Regions from separate parts of the Homo sapiens genome. Here regions 2, 3, 4 and 5 are each linked to region 1. Evidence: chromatin loops called from intact Hi-C (ENCODE). Cell type or tissue: PC-9. All regions are shown on one strand. Links, peaks and the distances in the headings refer to the core of each region. The heading gives the core; the rest is flanking DNA.

Region 1 (4,840 bases), core at 519-4,518:
TAAGGGAGCCAGCCCTAATGGCATGCAGGTAGAACTCGAGCTTGTGGAATTTTTCTTTTAAACTATGAAGGACAGAGGTTCCTTTTCAGTCGAAAAGTGAACAAATGTTATGCCCATCTTTTAAAAAAATGGGCACTGGCATTGTGGAAAGCATTTGGGAGATTTATCAAAGAGCTTAAAACAGAACTACCATTCTACCCAGCAATCCCATTATTTGGTATATACCCAAAGGAATATAAATCATTCTACCATAAAGACACAGGCATATGAATGTTTATTGCAGCCCTATTCACAATAACAAAGACATGGAATCAACCTGAATGCCTATCAATGGTAGACAGGATAAAGAAAATGTGGTACGTATACAACATGGAATACTACACAGCCGTAAAAAAGAACAAAGTCATGTCCTTTGCAGCAACATGGATGGAGCTGGAGGCCATTATCCTAAGCAAACTAACACAGGAACGGAAAACCAAATACCACATGTTCTCACTAATAAGTGGTAGCTAAACATTGAGGACATATGCACACAAAGAAGAGGATAACAGACACTGGGGCTACTTGAGGGTGAGAGGGTGGGAGAAGGGTGAAGATTGAAAAACTACCTATCATATACTATGTTTATTACCTGGATGATAAAATGATCTATACACCAATCCCCTGTGACACACAACTTACTTATATAACAAGCCTGCACATATACCCCTGAACCTAAAATAAAAGTTTAAAAAAAGAGGGAAGAATGGGAGATAGGGTTGAATTAATATAGTAATTATAGACCAGACAGCATTGAAAACCAGGAAAATTTGATTGAAGCTTTCATTAATCACTGTATCTAAGAGCATAAAACACTAGTGGGTAAACTGTGCTAGTCTGTTTGGACTACTGTAACAAAATGCCATAAACCAGATGGCTTATAAACAGTAGAAACTTATTTCTCACAGTCTGGAGACTGGGAAGTCCAAAAGGCTCCAGAAGATCTGGTGTTTGGGGCCTGCTTCCTGGTTTGCAGATGGCTGTCTTCTCGTGCCATCCTCATATGGGCAGAAAGCAGAGAGAGAGAGTGGAAGCAAGCTCTCTCGTGTCTTCTTATAAGGGCACTAATTCCATTCATAGAGGCTCCAACGTCATGACCTAATTACCTCCCAAAGGCCCCACCTGCTACTACCATCACCTTGGGGATTAGCATTCTAACATATCAATTTTGAGGTGACACAAACACTCAGGCCATAGCACAAACCACAGGGCTTTTTGAAAGTCTTAGGGAAAAGAAAGTTGAAGTGCAACTTCCTTTCCAAATGTGGGCACATACACCATAGCCACACCACCTGTTAGCCCAGAACTGTATTTATGTCATCCTCCAGCCTGAGCCTCCAGGGGGCTAGGACTGCAGGACCCATGCTCTTAGTATGAAATGTGCTATCAGTGTTTTTCTTTCTGCCCACATAGTTACAAACAACTGAATTCAATCCAAAGTGCATTTCTTGAGTGTTTACTAGGTACTGCCTTACCAGGAAGTGACTTAAAGAATATAAAAATGCATAGGACATGGTTTCTGCCCCTCAAGATCACTACATGAAGGAGACCCACATACATATTAATAAATGAAAAAGATTATTTTAATTAAAACAGAAGGGAGAATTCAGACTTAAGCAATAACTCTTGACCATCAGAATGATAACACTGGAATTTCCTCTGAAAGGCGAGCTGAAGAGTTTCCTCCTTTAGACATAAAGTGAGACTGAACAGCCAGCCATCTTTGGTTGGTTAGACACCCACCTGACCCAGAACAGAGCTTGGGGCAGGTAATATTGCCAGGCCCCTCCCACTGTATAATTCTAAGACACTGTCATTTCTAGGTTGCTAAAAATAGAAACATGGCATCTGGTATGTAACAATATACAATATTGCAGCTGTGTCTTTATGATGAATAATAATACTTTGGAGTTATATGATGAGGCAATCACCTTGCAAGTGCAATCTCATTAACCCTCACAATATTCTGATTAGGTAGGCAGGTGGCAAGTGATCTGAACTCAGTTTGCAATTGAAGGAACCAAGACACAGAGAATCTGAGAAACTTCCCAAGGAGCACCCACTTTCAGTCACAGGTGGGAATGTGGCCCAGGTCTCCTGTCTCCAAATTTGTTGCTCTGAGCAGTAGTCCACACTGCTTCCAAGGTTCAGCAGCAGAACAAACTCGAAATTGGCATTGTCCTGGATCTACCCCCTGGGAAATATTGCTGACTTCTCTTAAGTGAATGCCAGAACCACCCCAAGATTAAGTTCAGTATTTCCTTGTTCTATTAACCTCTGGCAATTAACCTCTTCCTCCTTCCAAACTCCAACCTGTCTTGAAATAAACCGAAGAAATATTTAAACCACGCCAAAACTTCTCTATGACTTCTGTTAATCTCTCCCGAGTTTTTGTTCTGGTGTGTGGGTGCAATTTAGTTGAAGGTCAGTTGTTTTTAGAGAGTCACTGTTCTAAAAGTCTTTAAACACTCGTTCAGGCACCCTGTGTAAATAGATTTCTTCTCTCAGTCCCGATTTTATTCATGTCTTTGATAATAGAAAAAAATACTTGTTTGCTTTCCTAAACATGCTGTGTGATTTTGCTCAGACTAGAGGAACAGGTTTGGTGATGCTGATTTAAAATCACAGGAAAATGACACCATGAGCCAGGAGACATTTGCCAGCCCAGAGCAAAGGCGTCTTCTGAGCCTCTGGGGAAACACTGATATTCGTTTATAGGGAAACAGTAAGATTAATATGGGAACTCGGGTTGTGCTTTTGGGGGCAGGATTCCCTGGCTCCTTTTGAGACAATGACACGCGGCCACATCTTCAAATTGTTAATTATGTACTGCCCCCTAGGGATTTTTGTTTTGCTGGTGACAACCTGCTTCAGATCCTACAGGAAATATTTATCAGCCAGCTTCAGCCGGTATTTGTCTCATCGAAGGCTGCACCTTTTTGTGACCTTGTTGTACTGAGTCTACCCCTTTCTCTAGCAAGTCAGATTCACACACTTTACTTTTTGAATTGTTGATTTTTTCCCTCCCTCTTTTGTCTTTATTTGGTTTTATTTCCCCAGGATGGCTGCATTTGAATAGTGTGGGGAGGACTGACGTCTCTGCTCTTTAAAGCGCTGCTCTTACCAACCTCCACATTTCCCCTGTGGCTTTGTAAACATCCTTGGATTTGGGTAACAGAGGAAGAGCAAACTGTTAATCATAGACACTTACACATATGCACTTACATGTTTATCTGCACTTACTGATGGAGGAGTTCTCTATACTCTGAAATGTTCTCTATGAAATTCCATTTAAATCAAAAACTTTTATCAGAAAAATGAAATTGCTTCATGATTGAATAGCACTTTGCTTCTAAGTACCAGCCATCGAGGCTGATGAAATGGCCCAGATGACGCTTTTCCCCAGAAAGACATCCTTTACCCTTTATTTTAAAGTTAGAGTAAAAAATGTTGGCCCTATATTTCTTCGCACACTTTCAATACAGAAACGGTCTTAAGCTATAATAAATGACACAGTATCTGATATGAATGTTGTAAATATGCGTTGTTTTTACTGTTTGTGTAGTTTGTTCCTTTTTTTAAATAATGCATAAGACAGCCCTGGCAGGAATCTTTCTTCATGGATTGTATATTTTTTTAAACACACACACACACACAAATCCTGTACACAACAACTTTAGCAAATATATGCACGATCCAAACAGTTCAGAAATATAAGATCTGAAAATGAGCAAAGGGCAGCAGATTTTTGAATAGGCTTCATCAGCCGAGGGGAGAGGTCAGTCGTGGAGATTAGTTATAGGAGCTATTAAGTCTCCTCTGACACCCACAGTACAAGCTGCTTAACATAATCAGCCGCAATCAGCAAAACTGCTGTTTATTACAAAACGTTTTTCCCTTTTAATATTTCATATTGTTATGTAAAATGGTGCAGTGTAGGGACACACACATTTCACCAGGGACATATTGTACAAATTGTCAGCAATAATAATTTGTGGCTCTTCTCATGACATCTTTTGAAGTTAAAACGGTTGAGCGATACCTCTCCAGGGCTATTTTCTCTAATGTGGTTAATAGTTTGCACTGGAGTTGACCAAGCACCCTCTGGGTGATGTCGACATTTACCAGTATGAGAAAATGTTTGTGTGACCGAACATCAGCCAGACAAGTCTGTAATTCCAGGCCATGAAGCTTGGTTCTGCTTTCTCTTACCCATTTGGTCAGTGCCCTCAGTTATAGGTGTGTCTCATACTGGAATAAAAATGAGCAGAGGCATTCCCTAGTCTGTCCTAATCACCAGAGTAATTCCTCTTTCAAAACATTTTAATTTAAATAGAACTGATTATGAGGCACACGGTAGGAGTCTATGTAGAATGAATTTCATACACTGAGTATTGGGATAAGAGAAATTTCCTAACTGTCCAATAGGACAGGTTGCCATGGCCTAGATTAGAGGACACTTGGATATTTTTTTTTTCACAGTGCAAGTTCATGTGTGTTTTTTTTTAATACTTTAAGTTTTAGGGTACATGTGCACAACGTGCAGGTTTGTTACATGTGTAAACATGTGCCATGTTGGTGTGCTGCACCAATTAACTCGTCATTTACATTAGGTATATCTCCTAATGCTATCCCTCCCCCCTCCCCCCACCCCACAACAGGCCCCGGTGTGTGATGTTCCCCTTCCTGTGTCCATGTGTTCTCACTGTTCAATTCCCACCTATGAGCGAGAACATGCGGTGTTCGGTTTTTTGAGAGGACCCTTGGATATTATTTCCACATTTCTCTAAGAGAATAAGAA
Region 2 (4,840 bases), core at 530-4,529, 180 kb before region 1:
GAGGAAAAGACAACCTCTCCGCTTTGGTCTTGTGCTTTCACATCACTGACCCTAGCAAGAGAGTGCTGGAAATGGTGAGGCGGGGAGACACTGTGTTCAACAAGGATAGAGACACCTCTGTGATCTCAGCACTGCAATTCACTGCAGGCTGGAATGCTTGTCGAAGACGCACATTCCTAGGTCCTCAGACAAAAGGAATCAGAATCACCGAGATGTAGCTGAGACTCTGGGTTCCAACAAGCTCCCCAAGTGGTTTTATGTTCACCAACATCTAAGAACCTCTGGCCCAGACCCTGTGCTATTGTGGAAATGGGTGTGAATATTCGGATCCAGGGGTGAAAATGGTGGTAATTAGTGCACACAGCATCTTTAATATTAGGAATAAGATGAAGCATTAACATTGCGTTTAGAGCACTACTCTGTCATCAGACTGCTCGATTCAACCCTTAGCTCCATCATTAATTAGCTGTGTGACACTGAGGAAATGACCTAACCTCTCTGAGTCTCTGTTTCCTCATCTGTAAAGTGGAGATAATAGTATACATAGTTCATAGGGTGTATGCTGGGATTCATGTGAAATACTTTCTACAGTCTGGCACATAATCAGTGCTCAATATTATAGTTATAAAGAGACACAACTCTTGGAATCCTGAGACAGTTCTTGAGATCCAAGACGCTTCCTGATCTAAACTTCAATGATTTCTCCAGCAAAAAACGTCCTCCTCTCCAGACTTAATGCATCCACAGGCTCACATACTGTGCACGGTGTGTGTACATACACATACCCGCTGCCTGTCTTACACATGCACACATGCTTTCTCACACTCACACACACTTTCACACATGTTTTCTCACACACACACTCTCTCACACACACACTCACACAAGTTCTGTCTCACACATACCCCCCTCACACATGTTCTCTCACACTATTCACACTCACACATACACACTCTCACACATGGTCTCTCACAGACACACTCACACCTGTTCTTTCTGTCACATACACACACTCTCTCACACATGTACACACACACACACACCCCTCTACCACTCATAAGGTGGCTGTTCCTCGGGGTCTAGCATCTGTTTGACTTTCTTTGTTCTGGAAAGGCTTCTTGTCAGCACTGTCCTTTCCAAGATCTGCACTGCACTGTGGGCTGGGGCTGTGATAATTAGTCCCTTTCAGATGGCTCAGGCTTAATGATAATGAGTGGGCAGAGCTGCGTGGCTGCAGGCTGGGAGCAGGAGGTGGAGAGGGTATGGCTAACGGCAGAGTCCGAGGCTGTAACCTGGGGTGGCCAGAGCCAGGACACCCCTCTTTCCTCTCTATGCCCTGCGGGGCCAGGTTTGGGGGCACAGTGGAGATGAAGCACCCTCCTGGTGGCAGACCTCACTTGCTTGAGGCCTCAAGGAACGCGGAATGTAACCAGAGCTAAGCACAGGCGCTGAGAGCCCTCTATGGGCTCTTCCAATTACAATGTTGTGATTAGCCACACTTCCTGCTTGGAAAACAGGCAGGCAGATATTTAAAAGGGAAATCCTACTGTGAGGTTTGGATGGGATTTCAAATGAATTTTTTCTGCAAATAAGATTAAAGGCAGAAAGAGGAAGGGATGCTATTCAAAACTTTCCCGAGGGCTAGGGCTTGTTGAGCTATAGAACAAAGGATGCCCAGAGACCCCGGGAGCTCCAGCTCCCTATAACTTCATGATATGCTGGACTTTCCCAAGCGAGTGACTTTAACCATCATTCAGATTGGGTGGGCAGTGGAGACATGGACAAGACCTTAAAATGTTTTTTTTTTTTTTTTGGTACAAGAAGATTCTCTTAAGCAGGTTTGTTGCTGTCAGCAAACAACTGTTGAGCATCTAGCGGGGACACCTCAGGAAATTGTTTGGGTGACTGGGCAAGTTGTGTAATCTCTGTCGTCTTAGTTTCCTCATCAGGAAATTGGGATAACCATAGGACTTATCTCAAAGGATTGTTGTATGATGGGAGTGAATGCTTATAGAGCACTTAAAGCAGAAGCCGGCACACACTCAGCCTTCAGGAAATGTGAGCTCTTGTTCTCCTGAGGAATTCATCAATATTGTAGGTCAAAGAGCTCATAGTCAGGTTTGCCAAGGTCATCGCAAGTCACGGTGAAAGTCTATGGCTTTCTATTACGTGTTCAGGTTTAAAAGAGTGATTGCTTTATATACTCAACATTTTCTGGAAATACAAATGTACGTTTTGAAATTTAGTCCCAAAAGGTAGTTTACAGCACCCTCCATTGTGGTGGTGATGACCCACATGCTGAAAGAAAGCACGTTGTATTTAATACAAAGGCTGCAAAAAACCTGCTTGAACATTAAACTTTACAGAGGAACACATAAAATGCACTGGAGCAAAAATTCCTCAACTCTTCTGCCACCAGCAGATGGGGTTAAGGGTCCCTTAGTCTCTCTTTGGACTTAAGGAAAATGTGGACTTCTGGACAACCTTTGTAAGGACACTACCTTCTGTACTTTTTTTTTTGCCCTAGGACTTTGGGAAAACAGATTCCAATCATACAGAGATATGACCCAGAATATTAAAAAAAAATCTAGTGTTTTGTTCATTCAGAAGTCAAGTGATGACTGTTAGTTGAAAAGTATATTTCTGTTATTAAAGAAGCAAATTAAAATCACAAGAAAACAATGGAATGATCAGCTTGCAAAGTTATTTGCGTTGATTAAAAGCACCAATAAATGTGTCTTGGTTCTATAACTGCTTCATCTGGCACTTGACATGTAATAGATTTTTTTCACAGTATAATATCTCCATTGAAATACAATTATTTTGCAGATTGCTCAACCGAATACTCTTATAAACATACTGTTAGGGGGACTCACCCCTGGTGATCATCAGGGTATCATGACAATGTGCACAATTGATGGACATGAGAGGAATGTGGCAGCCAAGCTCGGAGCAGAGAGGGTGATTTGTTGCAGAGCAATTATTCTAATGCATTTTTAAAAGCGTAAAATAAAGAATCATTTCATTTGCTGAAAAGATATTTTAGGTGTTTCGTTAAAGCAGTGACAGAATATTTTGATTGTCAGGTTTTTTTTTCTTTATAAAGTTAGATAATTACATTTACCAGTTAAAGAATTGCCATTTAAAAATAATATTTTGTCTAAATGTTTAAAGATGTCTATTAAAAATGTATACTGAACATGACAGTGGCCTTTTCATGCTGTAATTCTAGTCAGTGGTCCGAAAACAATTAGGCTGAAAAAATGAACATTTATTCACTGCTAGCTGGAGAGTCAAGAATCTGTAGAGTATATTATGATTTTTAAGATTGTTTTATGTTTGCTCAGATAACATATCTAAGGAAGGTGGCTTATGTGTGCATTTAGTTTCTTCAGTAATCTCTCCAGTGGGCAAAGCCCCCAGTAGTCTGTGTTCCGGGGAACCCATGATCTCATGCATAAGAATGTGGAGGACATCGGGGGATCTTTAATGAAACAGCCAAATGTGACCTATCTATTTAGGCCCCTCGTTCATCTGGCATATACACTGGCATAGCTATGCTAGTTACAATACTGAAATATTTGCTCACCTGTCAGAAGCAAGTCCTTCCCCCAAGGCCCCCGTGTGGCCCCCTCAGGCCACTCCCTGAGACCCTCCAGGTAGCCCCCAACCCAACGGGCAAAAGATGAATGCCTGCCTTGGCAGAGGCTGCCAGCTTGCTCCAGCCTGGAGTTTTTTTTTTAACTTTTAGAACTTTTTATTTTTTCTTTTCTTTTCTTTTCTTTTTTTTTTTTTTTTTTTTGACAGAGTCTCCCACTGTCACCTGGGCTGGAGTGCAATGGCGTGATCTAAGATCACTGCAACCTCCACCTCCTGGGTTCAAGCAATTCTCCTGCCTCAGCCTCTTGAGTAGCCGGGATTACAGGCACCCACCATGCCCAGCTAAATTTTTGCTAAATTTTTGTATTTTTAGTAGACGCAGGGTTTCACCATGTCGGCCTGGCTGGTCTCGAACTCCTGACCTCGTGATCCGCCCACCTTGGTCTCCCAAAGTGCTGGGATTACAGGTGTGAGCCACTGCGCCCGGCCTTTTTTGAACTTTTTCTAAGTAAATAATTACTAAGCTAAGTGATAAATATTTTCCTGGCACTGCCTAACTTCTCTGGAACAATCACTTAGATTTTACAACGCCCTTAATAAAGAATTAATTGAGTACATCTTTTTGACTGGAGTAATTTATTTAGTTAGAATTTTTGAAGAAAGTAATTCTTATTTGTGCTCACAACAAAGTAATTAGTGATCATCATTTTACTTAAAAGAAGTCTTTAGGAAGAGGCTTTTTTAAAGGTATCATTTATGATGGCAGAGCCTATGAGAGGAACCCTTTGTCCAGGACAATAGTCTTTTAGCCTTGTTAGTGCCTTATTCTATATAAATGTGCCTAATTGTTACAGTTGCTAAACAGACCTCATCCTACTGCGTGTGATCATTTAGCTGTGAGGAGACATAATAGCAGTTGCATCTGAAATTTGCAGTAATTTTACATATTCTTCCTGCAGACATTTTTTTTTTCTTGTTGCTAAAGGAGCTGAGGAAGTGCTGCTGTTTTCCCCATTGTCAGGGGCAGCTGTCTCTCTATGCTGAGGCTGTGCACCCACCAACCAGGCAGATGGTGGATGGTGGCTGAGGCATGTCTTCCATGCACACACAGGACCCACTTTGCTGGCTTTGGGAAGCGCAGCTGCCACACTGTTAGGATGGTGACAGCGAGGCGCCGTCTGCATTTCAGACACGGGAGCCCTTGTATAGAGCCATGTGCTCTGAAAGGGTGCTTGGGGTC
Region 3 (4,840 bases), core at 841-4,840, 770 kb before region 1:
TGGAGGGCCGCAACTCCACACTCCGGACGTAAGACCAGGAAGAAAGTAGCATTTTTAGCTTCAGCAGCTGAAGGATATTTAAAAATCTTATTTAGGTTTTCTGAAAAAGAAAAGCTCTGCTATAGTTATCATTTCTTGAAAAGAGATAAAAGCATGCAATACCTGCAGGCCTTGGGAGCATTCTCTGATCAAAAAGGAGAAAGACCTTTAAAAAGTTGTGAGGAACAAGTCAGACCGGGGAAACTAAGGTTTGGGAAAGCGGGGGCCTCTGAAAGCTCTCCTACCTGATCGAGGCTCCTAAAACCCGGTTCCTGCTAATGGAAAAGGAAGAGGTAACTCCACAGCACCTTCCCCTTTCTCCTCCCTTCACGCCACACTTATCACCCCCAGAATGCCCAGAATGTAGCAGTAATGACGAAGATGTGCGGGACGAACGCGGAGAGCTGCCTGGAATGAAAAGAAACGCACCCTCCGGCCCGAGCTGCCCCGGAGCCGCCTTTCTCCAGTCCCTTGGGCTTGAAGGGCTTCGCGAGGGGGTGGACAGAAGTGGAGGTCCGAGGGCTCCTGGGTTGACAGAGCAGGGCTTCCCAGGAGGACGTCGCCCTAAACCTAAAGGAAGCCGGAATGGGGGTGGAGTAGGGTGATGGGATGAATCCTGGCTGAGGTCGCCCCTTCCCATCCTGAGGCGACGCCCCCCTGCGTGCTCTGGTGGTTTCCTTCTGGATGCACCGTCTGGCAACCTTGCGAAAACACCCCAAACCGAAATGGGGAGGCCGAGAAGGGGGGAGCGCACACCCTTCCTAGCAGATGCGCCTCCCGCGCCAGGAGGCCGCCCAACACCCGACCCACAAGGTGCGGCGGGGAAGGGTCGGGGCCTGCCCTCTGCGCGGCTCCCTCGCCCCCGTTGGCCCAAGCCACCCCCCAGAAGCAATTCTCAGGCCTTTTCGCTGGGGGCCCGCCCGCCGAGGGCCCTGCTAGTCCCCGCCTAAGCTTGCCGGGCCTCGGGCGCAGTCCCCCGCGCGGGCCGGACTCGCCTTCAGCAGTTAGGAAAGCGAGCGAATTTTTCTGGTCGCTCGGGCTCCACAGGTGAAGAGGGCGCTTTATGAAGCTCCTGGGACAAACATGAAGATATCAACTTTCGTCAGCAATCTGCAAGCAGAATGCGGACTGGGGCAGACACCCTGCCACTTTGCATTTCCTTTATAGATAAATGAATCACCCAGAAATGGTTACATGCCTGCAAAACAATGCAAAACCCCCAGTATGAAATTCTACAGGAAGAGAGTATAAGGGTCTTGGAAAATCTGGAACTCTTAGGGGCTGTGGTTTTCCGGGTCCTCGACAGCCGGCCCTGGAGGGACGTGTCCCCACGGACATTCTGAAACCCTTTCCTTAACTGGAGATGCAAACACACAGTCTATATTTACATCAACAATATATGGGGGAGGCATGTCTGTATGTATTTACCTCATACATATTTCTATACACTCCAGCGTCTGGGAAGGGTGGGGGGTAAATAACACTGAACGGTTAAAATTATGGAGAAGCGATAATAACTGATTACTAATTTGAAAGTAAACAAACAGGTGACTTTTTCAGATCAAATTCCTCCTTGTATCGTTACAATAAATATCTCTGAAGGAAGCTCTCTATTTATGTTGTCATTGATTAATTCTTCACTACCTCATTTGATTTCGATTTAGAACGATTTGATTCTAATTTAATTAGCATGTAATTTGGATGTACATAATTACTGTAATTATGACATTCAGGTAAGGCAGCTTTAGGCTGAAAGGCAATTTCAAATTTTCTAGCAACCTACTTTGTACTGGGAAATGGACAAGGACTTTGCGCCCTGCTATCCAAGTAGTAATTAGCACATCTTTGAAATAGGCAGTGCGGCGGGGTTTGTATTAAAACAGCAAATACAAACCCAGCCGAGTTACCCGCCGCAAAGGTGGCTGCGAGTCCCCGGAAACGCACTGCTTCTCCCCGGCGCGAGTTCAGGGAGCCCGGCACCCAGGCGCCTTGGCCGGGCTCTCGCGGCTGCGGGTGACGGCGCCTCCGCCGCCTCGGGCGCAGGGTTTGAAGGTGTCGCTTTTTAAATTAAAATACAATAAATACGCGCTGGGGGTGGGGGGCACAAAAATGGAGGAGGAGGAAGTCACTCCACGCAGTATGAAGACGGGCTGGGGTCGGGGAGATAGTGGACTGGAAGAGGAGGGAAAGGGGCGGCAGGGGGAGGACGATACGCTGAGAGGAGAGAAAATCGGCCAACGCCCCCAACTGTTACCCGATTTCAGATTTGGGTTTCAAAGGGAAAAGGAGAGGACAAAAGGGGTCGGTTTGCTCCAGGAGGGTGTGCGCACCCTTTGGGGAGGCCTCGAGCGGGGAATTTGGGGGCTTCTCGCCGCCCTCGGGGGCCCTGCGCGACCGGCCCGGCTCCTGCCTGCCCAGCCGCCCCCCGCGCCCCACTCGGGCTGGGGTGTCCGCCGGAGGACGAAGGCAATGCAGAAGGCTGCTCCGGCCCGCCTCGGGTTGGGGCTGCGAAAGCGGCGGGTCCCTTGCCTCCCTGATTGCCCACGAGGGGGTAGGGGGGTGGGATGGTTTGGTGGCCTGTTTGAATCGGCCTGGTTCCAGCCGGGCCCCGGGTAGTCCACGCGGGCCTCGCGGGCCGGGAGCCACGGATGCAGAGTCAGAGGGGTCTGCGTCCACAGCTGGATCCCCACATCCTGGGGTCCACGTCGCCGCCGACAACGCTTCAGCCCTCTCAACTCTTAAGTTGGAAGACCCTGAAGTTGCCTTGAAAAGGATGTTAAATGGACAATTCTAAGACCAGGGCCAACCGGTCGTTATTTTGTTTTGTTTGGATTTTCAGTTAGCACGTTCCAGAAACGACCCTTTTGCCCAAAAGCCACTGCCATGTAGTGCTCCCCACCCCCAATAGCAGGGCTCGTTCCCCGCTGGAACGCAAACTGTCGCGTTTCTTCGCAGGATCCTCTTGGTTGCTGCTGCTCGCGGCAAAAGCCGGTCTCCACGCGCTGACAGCCGCGAGCCGGGCAGGCGACGGCCTTTCCGCCTCGGAGCTCTAGGTGGCGCCAGCGAGCCGCACTAGCTAAGCTCCTCTTATGGGAATCAAGAGCTACTGTCAAACATAAAAGCAAATCAGAGTTTTCAGTTTTTTTAATGTGTTAAGAATGTTATTCCTTAAGAAAATTTGTAGCTAAATTATTCTCACTTAAAATAAACACTTAGTATACCAATTACACAAATGGGCGGGATTTATGTGAGATTTACTTCATCTGCATTTTTGTAGTGGAAGAGAGCCTTAGTGAATACAGATAATAGATGCAAATAAGATTAGAGTTAAAATAAATAAAGTTTCCATCCGAATAAAAAGAAATTCAATTTTACACGACTTGTAACGATTTGACGGAAAGTCCAGACGCACCATTCAGGTGCACAATCTAATCTAGTCAAAATAATGTTGTTTCCCTCCTCGAGGAAAGAAAATCTCTTTCTTTTCTTTTTCTTTTTCCTCATCAGGTAGAATCCAATTCATTCCAAGGGCAGAAAACTGGTGTCAGAAAAGGAAACGCTGGAGGATGGTGCGGATCGTGGCTGGGTGGGCGCAGGGCCGAGGAAAACTTGCTTTTCGTTCCTCTGTTGCGCTGGAAGCTATGGGACAGGAAATGCCAGGGAAACCGGGGGACTCGAAATCGCACTGCCCTTACCGGGCCCGGGCGAGACTCTGGGCCCCCAGGCCGCGTCCCCCGCCCCCACCGACCTCCAGGCCGCTACCCGCCTCTGAGCTTGGGCCCCTGACCACCGCCTCCAGCTCCTTCTGGCCCCTGAGCCGGAAAGGCACAGGCCTCTGGGGCCCCGAGGTGGCCCTGGGGAGGCGAGGCCCCACCGCAATTGGGGACCGAACTCGTGTTGTAACTGGCGGGATCTCGCCTCCCACGCGCGCTGTCTCCAATTTGGTCATCACCGGCCGGCCGGTCGCCACCCGCTCAGGTCAAGGTTCCCCGCGCCCCCAGGGGCGCCTAGGGCTTGGGGGAGGCCGGGCAGGGGGCCTAGGCCCTGTTTTCGCCTGTTGGCTTCGGCCGGGGCCCCGGGGCCCCGCTGCCTCTGGGCTCAGGTTCCGCGGACTGCTGTCTCCCGGCTGGACGCTCGGTCCGGGGCCGCCGCCCGCCGCTCCCGGGAGCCTGGGTGATGGACGTCCGCTGACCCGCGGGGCAGAGGCAGCGCACACAGGCCTTGATCACTGGCCTGCGGAGGGAGCCGCGCGGCCAGCGGGACCTGCACGACCGGGCCCTTTGATCTGCCTTTATTATCAACGAGAAACAAAGCTCCCTGGGCCCGACGCCCGGGCGCCCGCGTTCCTGGGGAGACCCACCACACCCTCTACTCCGCGCCGCCAGCCCGCGGCCCCCAAACGCGCCAGGCACCCTCTGGGCCTCCAGTGCCCCGGCCCGAAGCCCCTCCGGAAAACGCGTCCCTGCCAGCCGGCTCTCCGGAAGACCATCCCCCGACCAGAGGCGCTTAGGGAGTGGGGGGCTCCCGGTTATGAACAGCTTGATCGGGGAGAGAAAATGGCCAAAGTGAAGAAAAACTCGAGTAAGAAGAGCGGGGCAGCCTGGCCGCGGGGAGCTCAAGAAGGAGAAGGAAGAAGCCATTGAATGTCACGCTGCAAACTCCCTGCTGGGGACCTTCGTTCTGTTTTATCGCTACTTTGCGACTTGGTGTTTCAGAACAGTTTCCGAGAAAACATTTTGCTGATTGTTAATAACAAGAATTTATTTTTTCTTTCCTAAAAATCAAAATCTTCGCTCAAATT
Region 4 (4,840 bases), core at 266-4,265, 82 kb before region 1:
AGTCACTCTGGGGCAGGAATCTCTGGTCTAGAACACACATAGAAGGTGAATGTTCTTCATTCATACTGAAGGTGATGGAGATGTAGATCTCTGCTCTTCCACCTCTCATGTGGATTTCAATCAAATTAAGATTGATTCCAGAAATCCTGTTCAGCCTGGACCTGCCTGGAACCTGTAGGGGAAGGTTGAACCTGAAGTTGGTCCCAGAAAGTCTTTGCTGGCTGTCAGGGATATCCTGACCTCTGGCAAAGACTCTATCTCTTTATCTCTTAACATTGTCATTAGGTTGGAGAAATTGGTATATTCATTTCCAGAAGCCCTTGGTCCTTTGTGGGGAGTTGGAGTGTTTGTTGGACCCTGAAACTGATAATATAGCATTATCTTGTGTTTTAGCTCTCTTAACCCCCAGAAGGAAACTTGGAGGACATAGAAAATTCATGCGTCTTAGAAGTAGGTAAGGCTAGAAGCCAGTCTGGGCATCCTCAGATCACAATTCACACACCACAGGGTTGTCTGAGATCCTGCAAGAACAGGCTGGGGTTCTGCTTATGTCTGCTGAGTTCCAACCAGCCCTGGTCACCACAGCGAGTTAGCAATTGCCTCTGTCTATGTTAGAATGGCATGTGCCCGAGGCAAGCCCCTATTTTCTCCTCTAACTCAGCCTTTACTCAGCAACCTCTCCTTTATTCTCTGTGGCTAAAAGATCTCAGCTTGCCTGGTGGCTTATGAAAAAGACCACTTGTTGCGATCCCGTTTGTCTCACTTCTGGGTGCCATACATGTCCTTTATAATACCAGGGACAGCTATCTGCCAAAACATAATGGGCATTTCTTGATCTGAATATAGTTTAGGTTTACTTAGATTTTCGCCACTTTGGGGTGTGGTATCTCTGGCTTTTACTGCAGGGCCTGGCTGCTGTCAGCTCTTTCTGGAGCTCTTAGGATCTTCTCTGTGCCCTGACATGTTCTGCATCAGTCAACATCTTAACAGGAAGCAGAATGCCATTCAGACATCCAGCTGAAGAGTATTTAATGAAGGGACATTTTGCAGAGTTATGGGCAAGGTTAAAAGGACCTTCAAGGAGGCTGAGGCACCTATAGAAGAGTAACAGGGAGAAGCCTTTACTAACCCCAGTCCTGGAAGGGCAAAGGAGGGGAGTGCTGTTACCGGAGGATGGTGAGAACTTGAGCCAAAAAGGAGTAGCCTCCCACCCCCACCGCCACACTTGGAGCTGCAGTCAGAGAAGGATCCAACCCCTGCCAAACCCTGACGTGAAAGCAGGGAAGGAGTGGGAACGAACATTCCCAGCCCTCTCCCACCCTGCCGTTCGCCATTCTGCCAGTGCTTCCTATTGGCCACACCCAACCGAAAGCCAGAGAGCAAAGAGGCTTCAGCAAGGCAGACTGCAAAGGCAGCTTCCGGGTGGCAGGAGAGAGACGGCAGGGCAGCAAATGGATCAGAAGTCAAGATGGCAAGTGGGGCAATGAGCACAGCTGTCTAGGGACTGTCAGTGCCTCCGTGGGACCACCACTGTATCCAGAGGTGTCCTGAGTGGAATGTGAGACACATGGGTTCCTTTGGAACTGTCCCATGGCATGGGGAGTGAGGTGGGGGACACTGCCACTTTCCTGCCTTTAAAGTATCTAGTCTTGGCAGCCATTCCCATGGAATAATTTCCCTATTACTTTTTCCTATGAATAATCTACCTACCTTCCACTTTTAAAATTTTTAATTTTTTTCTTTTTTAAAATTTGAATAATTTTTTAAAAGCCCTCAAGGTTGACAAGGACTAGGATTGACAGTACTATGGCTTTTAGAAATCCCTGTTGTCCATTTAAATTTTAATGTTTCTATCATTTGTTCCTCAGTGTAAATTAACAGCCATGGCAGTGTGTTGGGTTTCTTTTCTGAAGTCGAGACTTTAAATTTAATTCAATAGCCGAGATTTACGGCGCTTCTATATTTCACACGGCAGAATCAATAATGTGACTGAAGTGAAGAAGATAAAAATTTATGGTATCTTGCAATTTAATGGTTGAAAAGATGCAATTGGAGAGATCATAAATTGTGAAGGAGTTTATGCTTCATTGCTCCTGATTCAGTGCTTGCTGTTAGAACTTGATTTGTGGCTATTCACAAGGTGTGATTAATGATGTGATCGATGCTTGCTTCAGTGCAGTAAAGCAGTTGTAATGCTCTTCATTAGAATAAATAAAATAAATTGACTGAAGCTTTATAAAAACTGTGTAACATTTAAAATCTAAAATGTCAATTTTTTTTCCTGTTACAATTTAGGTTTCTTCAGGCAGTTTCCACCTACATCACATCACTCATTGTCATTCTTTTTGGATGTTATAGAAATCCATGTGGGTTTGGGTAAGCTTTATGCAAAGCTCACTGAAGGGGAAAAGAAAGAGTTGAATAGGACCCGCAAAGCTGGGATATTGTGGCGGCTGTGCTTTTCCGTCCTCCTAATGTGCATTTTATCCTTCTTAAACACATGGAGTTAAAAGAAATCAACGCGGAAAATGACCCTTCTATTCATACATTTGCTAAAAAACAATGAAAGTGGATAGTTTTTATTTTTTAAGTGGGGTAGATACATACGCATCTCCATTGCCAGGGCCTGAGAGGGCACAGGCACACCCTTCAGACAACGTTGCTTTAATGTGGAGGTTTTGTTTGACATGCTTCTATTGTCAGCTCATGCTATGACTCAGAAAAAAATGAGCAAGCACAGAAGGGGTACGGCAGTCTCAATGTGTTTGCAAAGAATAAAGTAAGTCTAGATAATGCCTGGAGGGCCTTGGTGAGTCACTTGGGCCGGGAAAAGTTGCCTTTTTACACATGCGTAGAGATTCTTGCCAATTTGGGAACTTATTTATCACAATTGTAAACCAGCTGCCTTTGTTTCAATAACAATTTCTGACATTTATTACTGTCAAAGAAAACTTTAGGCATGTCCCAGAGAGAGGTACATGTCTCCAGAGGATACATTTGCTGGGTTCATTTCCTGCGATCATTTCTTCTTTTTGTAAATGCAAAAAGTTGCAAACAAGTGGCATGGTTAATCTATGGACTTAGATGGTCCTAACTGACTTGTGGGTGCTCCAATCCCAATACTAGTTGCAATTGTAGATTTACACAAGGCCCTGGTGTTGGCAAGCCTTTGTAATATGTTTCCATGACTCAAGCAGATTCCATTAGGATGAGTCTGGAAAGGTTTGGTATGGTGGCAGCTTTTGTTTTCCCTCCATGTCAAGGCCTGAAAGGGGTGAAGCAGCCTTGGGGGTGAGCCTCCTGGTTTTTTGCCTTTGACACCAAATTCATGTTCCTTCTTGTCACTTTGGGGTTCTGCAGGAGGATAGGGGTGGTGTGGGGAGGAATGCAGGGGGCAACCCATACATGGTAATTCTCAACTTTAAAGTATCAATTAAACTGGCTTCTCAGATTTTCCTCGTTTCCCTTAACGGATCCTTAACTCACTCTGTGTTTTCTGAATGATGAAGCACCTTGGTGTAGTAGAGACCTAACTTGCAAAAATACTTCCAGTAAAGAAAATGTGGTACATATATGCCACAGAATAGTATGCTGCCATAAAAAAGAAAAAAAGCATGTCCTTTGCAGCAGCATGGATGGAGCTGTAGGCCATTGTCTTAGGTGAACTAAATCAGAAATAGAAAACTAAATACTGCATGTTCTCACTTATAAGCAAGAGCTGAACAATGGACACATGGACATAAAGATGGAAATAATAGACACTGAAGCCTCCAAAAGGGGGGAGGTGGGAGAGAGTGAGAGTTGAAAAATTACCTATCAGATATAGTGTTCACTATGTGGGTAATGAGTACACTAGAAGCTCAATCCCTGCTAGTATGCAATATAGCCATGTAACAAACAAGCACATGTACCCTTGAGCCTAAAAAACACAACACAACAAAAACCCCAAAATACTTCCAGGTTGTCCGCATTTGGCAATCCTCAGTTCAGTGAATTTCCTTTTGCATTGGCATCTGGATGCTAAACAGGAAAGGGAATTTTTAAAGGTTTACAATATTATGTGCACTTGAGGGGCACTACCTGTTTGGGGGTGTAGGAGCTGGAGGATGCAAAGAAGGATTGATTAAAAATGAAAGGAGAGAGTAGGAAGAATGAACAGAGCTTGAATGAAACAGAATTATTTATCTCTGTGGGCTAGATTTCTGGGGGCTAATGGACATTAAGGGGTTGGCGGAAACTGAAGACTGTGTTATTTCATGGAGAACTGTCCTCGAAGTTGGAGGTGCAACAAGCCTCTAGTGTAAGCCTCATGCGAGTAAGGTCGTGTCTGATTGTCCTATCCATGTACCAGTGTCTAGAACAATGCTTGGCACCTACACCAAGCACTGAATAAATGTTCATTTAGCTTATGGTGTGAGGCAATGAATACATCTTTCTAAAGACTGTAGGCAGACCGAGCAACTGAGAAAATGTCAAGGGCCACCACTGAAAGCTTTACAAGTAAGAGCCTGTTAGGATGGCGAGGGTCTGAGGAAATTTGGAGAAAAAACCCTCAGCACAATCTTTAATAAGCGTCTGCGTCATCCCGATGAACGACTGTTGTGGTTTGGATGCTTATGGCTTTGATCTACCTTTCAGTCAACATATATGAGCAGTTTGGGGGGATAATAGAATGAGAATTCCCAAAATATTGTTGGAGGAGAAGGGAGCAATAGGTGTTGGCAGGGAAATTCCAGCCCAAGTATATAAATAACCAAAGGGAATTTTTTCATCAAATTGTGGGAAGCGGATGAACCAACCTCTCTGGGCCTGTTTTCCTATCCGTATTGGGGGCAAGGTG
Region 5 (4,840 bases), core at 417-4,416, 170 kb after region 1:
TAGCACAGAGGACCTGATCACCCTCGCCACTGTCCTTTATAGCAATTTAGAAATAAACCTTCAGGTGTACACTTTACAACTTGGACCATGCCATTAATGTCAGTCCCAACTATAATACCACCGTCATGCACTCTGGCTCCTGCTATTCCTCAGAAAAGACTGTAAATCCTTGCAATCTGTAGAATCCCCATTAAAGCTCTGAATAAATGTCCTCAACAATTAAAATTCATTCATTACATGAATTTTTTTAAACTCGCAGTCTTGCATATAAATAGCAAAGGGAATGCTGCATGCAGCTAGTCCATAGATTAAGCAAAGCAGACAGATAAAGATATACAAGTAGCCACAGGACTGGTGTGAATTGTGATTTATAAGCCAAATAGGAAGAGAGGGGAATAGTGTCTCCTCTGGTCATAAGATTTTGTTCATTTTGTCTATTTGTAGACAAAAGTCTACAACCTACTTTCAACATAAATGTGTGATCCATTTCTGTCTCCAGGAGCACAAATTTTAGGTATATTCGGACATCCATCCTTCCCCTTTCAGCCAGGAGCCATGCAGATGTGTAGGAATGGAGGAGTCATCATTTTACAGAAGAGGAAACTGAGGTTCAGAGAGGCTACGTGATGTCAAAAATCATAGCTGCAGGCCTGGCGCAGTGGCTCACGCCTGTAATCCAAGCACTTTGGGAGGCTGAGGGGGGCGGATCACCTGAGGTCAGGAGTTCGAGACCAGCCTGGCCAACATGGTGAAACCCCATCTCTACTAAAAATACAAAAATTAGCCAGGTGTGGTGGTGGGTTCTTATAATGCCAGCTACTCAGGAGGCTGAGGCAGGAGAATCGCTTGAGCCTGGGAAGCGGACGTTGCAGTGAGCCGAGATTGCACTACTGCACTCTAGCCTGGGCAACAAGAGCGAAATACCATCTTAAAAAAAGAATCATAGCAGACGTTAGGATCAGAACCGATCTACAGGAATGCAGAAGTTTCTTCACCCCTAGAACTTTGCTCTTTTATGCATACTCAGTATTTCTCAAGGTATGCTCCACAAGACACAAGTGCCTAGAACATAGGTGCTTTGTGGAAAGGAAAAGACAAAATGTCATGGTCGTCATGGTCAGATAAGTTTTGGAAGTGCTGGATCAGACAAATTTAAGTGGGCTTTTTCATTTGTTTGTTTGGACTGTAGAACTTATAGGACTTGTAACAAGATTTCTTTCCACAAAAGTTGGGGGAGTGGGGAATGCACAGATAGTGCCTACAGGCTTTCTCAGACTCTGACATCAGAACACTTTTTACCGCATGAAATAAATACCTGGGAGCCCCTTAGGGTCCAGCAACCTTTCACACAACGTAGCTTAGAAAATGCTGTGCCGAGCCCCTCTTTCTCAGCTATTTCATGGGCTGGAATGGCATTTGTCCACATTTTGTGGGGCTTCCTTGTCTCTCTGCAGATGCTTCTGAGCCAAGTCCAGAAGACGTGGGAAGTGGGGTCTCTTGGCACTGATGTAGCTACAGCACGAAGGTATTGTGTTTCTCCTTCCTAGGCACCCAAAGTGAGAGCAGCAGGGCGCAGCAGTGCCCAGAGCTGACTGATGGCATCAGGAAATCTAGCTCATCCCAACCACAGGCAGTTTTTAAAATTGGGGTTGTGGCTCCCCCTGCTAAAGGTATCCTCACAGGATGTCATATCAGAGCTCAGCCCCCGAGTGAGAAACAGTTATGCCTAGGGGTATGGAAGGGAAAAAGAGGAGGAAACGGGGGCTTTAATTTCCATCCCTGACTTTTTCCCGGCTGCCTTTGTAAGACTTTGGTCACCTGCTCCTAAAATGCCTCTTCAGCTGTGTTTCTACAGAGGTGTTAACTGCTTTCCTCACCGGGGACTGTGCAAAGGGAGACCTCTGTTTCTGGTTCAGCGACATTACCCACGGACCTTGTTACCAACCTTGGCGACCAGAGAACGCTGATCTCCAAAGGTCTAGACCCGGTGAAACAGCGTTCGGTGGCCACTGACCGGTTTCCAGAGTCAGAGCTCCCCCTGCTGGAATCCAAAGCACGTCGTAACCCTGTCTGGACGTATTTTATTCCACAAGACCGTGCAGCCCTGATTGAGTGAACTTTCCACCAGCCACTTTATCCTCATACACAGGCATTTTCCGAGGAGGACTTGAGCCGACATCAGTGTTTGGCCATTCGCGGTTCTCGCTTCCCCTTGGTTATTTCCCCTTCGCTGAAATATATTCTAGTTTTCCCAGCCCAGATCTAATTGGACTCCTCCGGGCTGGGAATTTAGGTTTGGGAGATTTCCCAAATTAAACCATGAAGTTTATCACTAATATAATTACATTTCTCAAATACCAGACCTTTTGCATTGCTCATCTAGATGGGGGAAAGGAAGAAAGGAAAAAGTGAGGAAGGGAGGGAGAGAGGGAGGGAGGGAGGGAGGGAAGGAAGAAAGGAGGGAAGGAGGGAAGGAGGAACAGTGAGTCCTGCTTTTCTATCATGGGATAATAACATGTCTAAAAAAAGTGTTTCCCTTAATTGGGACCCAGGGGACGGAGAGTAGAAAAATACCTCCAGAAAGTCCCCCTTCGGAGTGGGGTCTAGAGCACAGATGTTGGGAATCAGGTTTCACTCTGCTCCAACAGCTCAGCCTTTCCATGCCATAAGGACCCTGCGCTGTCTGCCGAGGAAAACAACGAACAGTAAACCTTTGCTCATTTCTAGCTTCATCTTCAGAGACCGGATTCTCCAGAATTCCTGTGGCTGAGTAATTCCATGTCCCTTGATTTGGGGAATTCCTCCTAGGTAAAGCTTTAACAGACACCATTCTATTTGAAATCGCAAGTACTGTGCATCTTTTCATTTGCTAAAGGAGAAGAAGAAGGGAAAGAAGGAAGGAGTAGAACCCAGTCAGTGTGAAATGTGTATCTCTCCTGTGGGACAGCGGCAAGGTTTTCTGCTGGTTTTCTAGATCAAACGAGGACTCCTTATGAACTACTGGCACAGAATTTCGAGGCTCTTTATGACTTAGAATTAGGGAGCATGTTGGCTGTGTTTTCCTCCTCCAAAGGTGGAATGTGTGGCCATTTTGGGGCACCTTGAAAATAAAAAATGGAAAGATACCAAATGCAAAAGCCTAAATAAAGGCATACCTCCTTCAACTCAGTAAATAATTATTCAGATTTACAAAAATGAATAAATAAGGGAGCAAATCTTCATTTTACAGAAGTATGCATACACCATGAGATTCCTTTACATTCCAAGTTCCCCTGATGCATAAAACATATGACTAGATTTACAAAAACTTGATTTACACAATTTTTTAGGAAAACAACTTTGCAGAAAGATTAGGTATGATTAGATGCTAGAAGAGCTCTTCTCTCAAGGGAAAACAAATGAGCTTAGCTAACGGGAGATGGTGGAGTTAATAACCAAAAAATTCTTCATGCCATTTGAAAGAGTTGATTTCAATATTGTGAAGTTCTTAAAGATTTCTTAGGCAACTCCAAATGACTGCTTACAGGCATGGGAACAGAACTCCTGGAAGGGACTGCAGCAGGAAATGGGCAGTGTTCAACCCTTTCTGAACTCAAGGGTTCCAGAAGAGAGCCCGTGAGGCCAAATGTGTCAGCTAGGAAATGATAGGGTCTGCCCCCTGTAGGGCAAAGGGAACCTGTACGTTGTCCTTGAAGGACTGACATATTCCTCTCTCCTTCTAAACGCCAGTCCTTCCACTTCTATGAGGATAAATACTGGAGAAAGGAGAGAAGAGGAGGGGAGGGGAAGGAGAAAGGGAGGAGAGGGAAACCTGTGTGGCACTGAGGGCGTTTGGCTGAAGCTAAAAGAAGAAACCTAATTCTAAGTGAATACATTTGTTCCAGAGAGGTCTAAGAAGACTCTCGGAGCCTTGCAGCCTGGAGCTGGATTTTCCTCTGAAGCCCTGCCATGCAAAGGGCAAACAAATGACCATGTAGATGATGCAAATGAGGGTTTCTCATGTATTTCTCCCTGAATGATCGAAGACGCTTCACTTTAAAATTCATACTCAGAATAATTAGCCATTCTAACCTTTAAAAAAAAAAGAGTTCACATGCATACTCTTTTCTAATAAATAAATACTGCCCTGCACCATTTTGAAATGTCTAGGAATTTCCGTCATATTGTGGTCTAATCTCTGATTTGCTTTTAGCCTTCTGATCTGCAGGAGAATCGGAGCTATGCGAATCCACATCCAGGTTCCTTTCTCACCCTTTTATTCTCCCACGGCAGCATTTGGAGATAGCTGGAGAAGGAGGTGTTCTCTTTCTCTCCCCTCTCTCTCTCATAGACGCAAAGCCACAACAATGTTGAAAATCTGTGCAGACGTCCACTTCTGTTAGCTTCCATTTCTGTGCATGCTACAGTATTTGTTTATGATTTTGCACCCGTTCTGGTGATGCAGCACATTTACAGCTCATGAATATTTGATACTGAATTAAACAATTTGTCATTCTATTACATAAAGAGCACAATTTAGTTCAGAGCAAACCATTTGAAAGAGAACTCATTATTATGATACCACGATTTTATTTTATTTTATTGTAGTGTTTTGATTGTTAAATAGACAATACATGTCTTTCTCTCTCTCTTTTAATTTTTTTTTTTGTCTAAAAGATGAAACCCTGCCTTTTACTTTGCAAACTACATTACTTATTTTCATTTAAATAAGGGAAAGTATTTTTCTAAAATATTAAATTGTTTAACATGCGCCCCTTTAGAAAAAAAAGGACCATGTTTGTATTTAACAACAATTCAGCTAAAAGACAGTTCAGAGACTCATCAGCAGCCCAGTTCGCTT

Evidence for each region. Peaks named below come from ENCODE experiments on the same cell type or tissue, not always from the same donor. Only the 100,000 strongest peaks of a DNase experiment are listed, where the experiment ranks them.
Region 2: it touches region 1 in a loop (2.8-fold over the local background); 15 of 110 quality-filtered maps call a loop at or near these places.
Region 3: it touches region 1 in a loop (13-fold over the local background); 34 of 110 quality-filtered maps call a loop at or near these places.
Region 4: a loop joins it to region 1, with 7 times the contacts of the local background. A loop is called at or near these places in 9 of 110 quality-filtered maps.
Region 5: it touches region 1 in a loop (7-fold over the local background); 39 of 110 quality-filtered maps call a loop at or near these places.

The regions. Positions count from the first base shown.
Region 1 is chr2:173,569,516-173,574,355 of GRCh38, reverse strand. No RefSeq gene overlaps it. Among named protein-coding and RNA genes, the nearest start is that of CDCA7, 220 kb to the right of the region's middle. RefSeq lists a silencer at 1,284-1,343. In PC-9, for the core only: CTCF peaks have their summits at 2,634 and 2,846; DNase peaks (open chromatin) are centred at 2,255 and 2,645; H3K4me3 peaks cover 1,412 bases; H3K27ac peaks cover 1,853 bases.
Region 2 is chr2:173,747,101-173,751,940 of GRCh38, reverse strand. No RefSeq gene overlaps it. Among named protein-coding and RNA genes, the nearest start is that of SP3, 220 kb to the left of the region's middle. RefSeq lists enhancers at 4,219-4,718, 4,719-4,840. In PC-9, for the core only: a CTCF peak has its summit at 2,428 (motif pointing right); no DNase peak of the experiment used is centred there; H3K27me3 peaks cover 1,114 bases.
Region 3 is chr2:174,339,924-174,344,763 of GRCh38, reverse strand. No RefSeq gene overlaps it. Among named protein-coding and RNA genes, the nearest start is that of SP9, 7.4 kb to the right of the region's middle. RefSeq lists a silencer at 2,889-3,183 and an enhancer at 4,597-4,840. In PC-9, for the core only: CTCF peaks have their summits at 2,902 and 3,101 (motif pointing right); a DNase peak (open chromatin) is centred at 3,083; H3K4me3 peaks cover 1,149 bases.
Region 4 is chr2:173,650,831-173,655,670 of GRCh38, reverse strand. No RefSeq gene overlaps it. Among named protein-coding and RNA genes, the nearest start is that of CDCA7, 300 kb to the right of the region's middle. In PC-9, for the core only: no CTCF peak of the experiment used is centred there; DNase peaks (open chromatin) are centred at 2,740 and 3,190; H3K27ac peaks cover 1,608 bases.
Region 5 is chr2:173,399,781-173,404,620 of GRCh38, reverse strand. No RefSeq gene overlaps it. Among named protein-coding and RNA genes, the nearest start is that of CDCA7, 47 kb to the right of the region's middle. RefSeq lists a silencer at 1,956-2,125. In PC-9, for the core only: CTCF peaks have their summits at 1,833 and 2,043 (motif pointing left); a DNase peak (open chromatin) is centred at 2,050; H3K4me3 peaks cover 1,465 bases; H3K27me3 peaks cover 1,632 bases.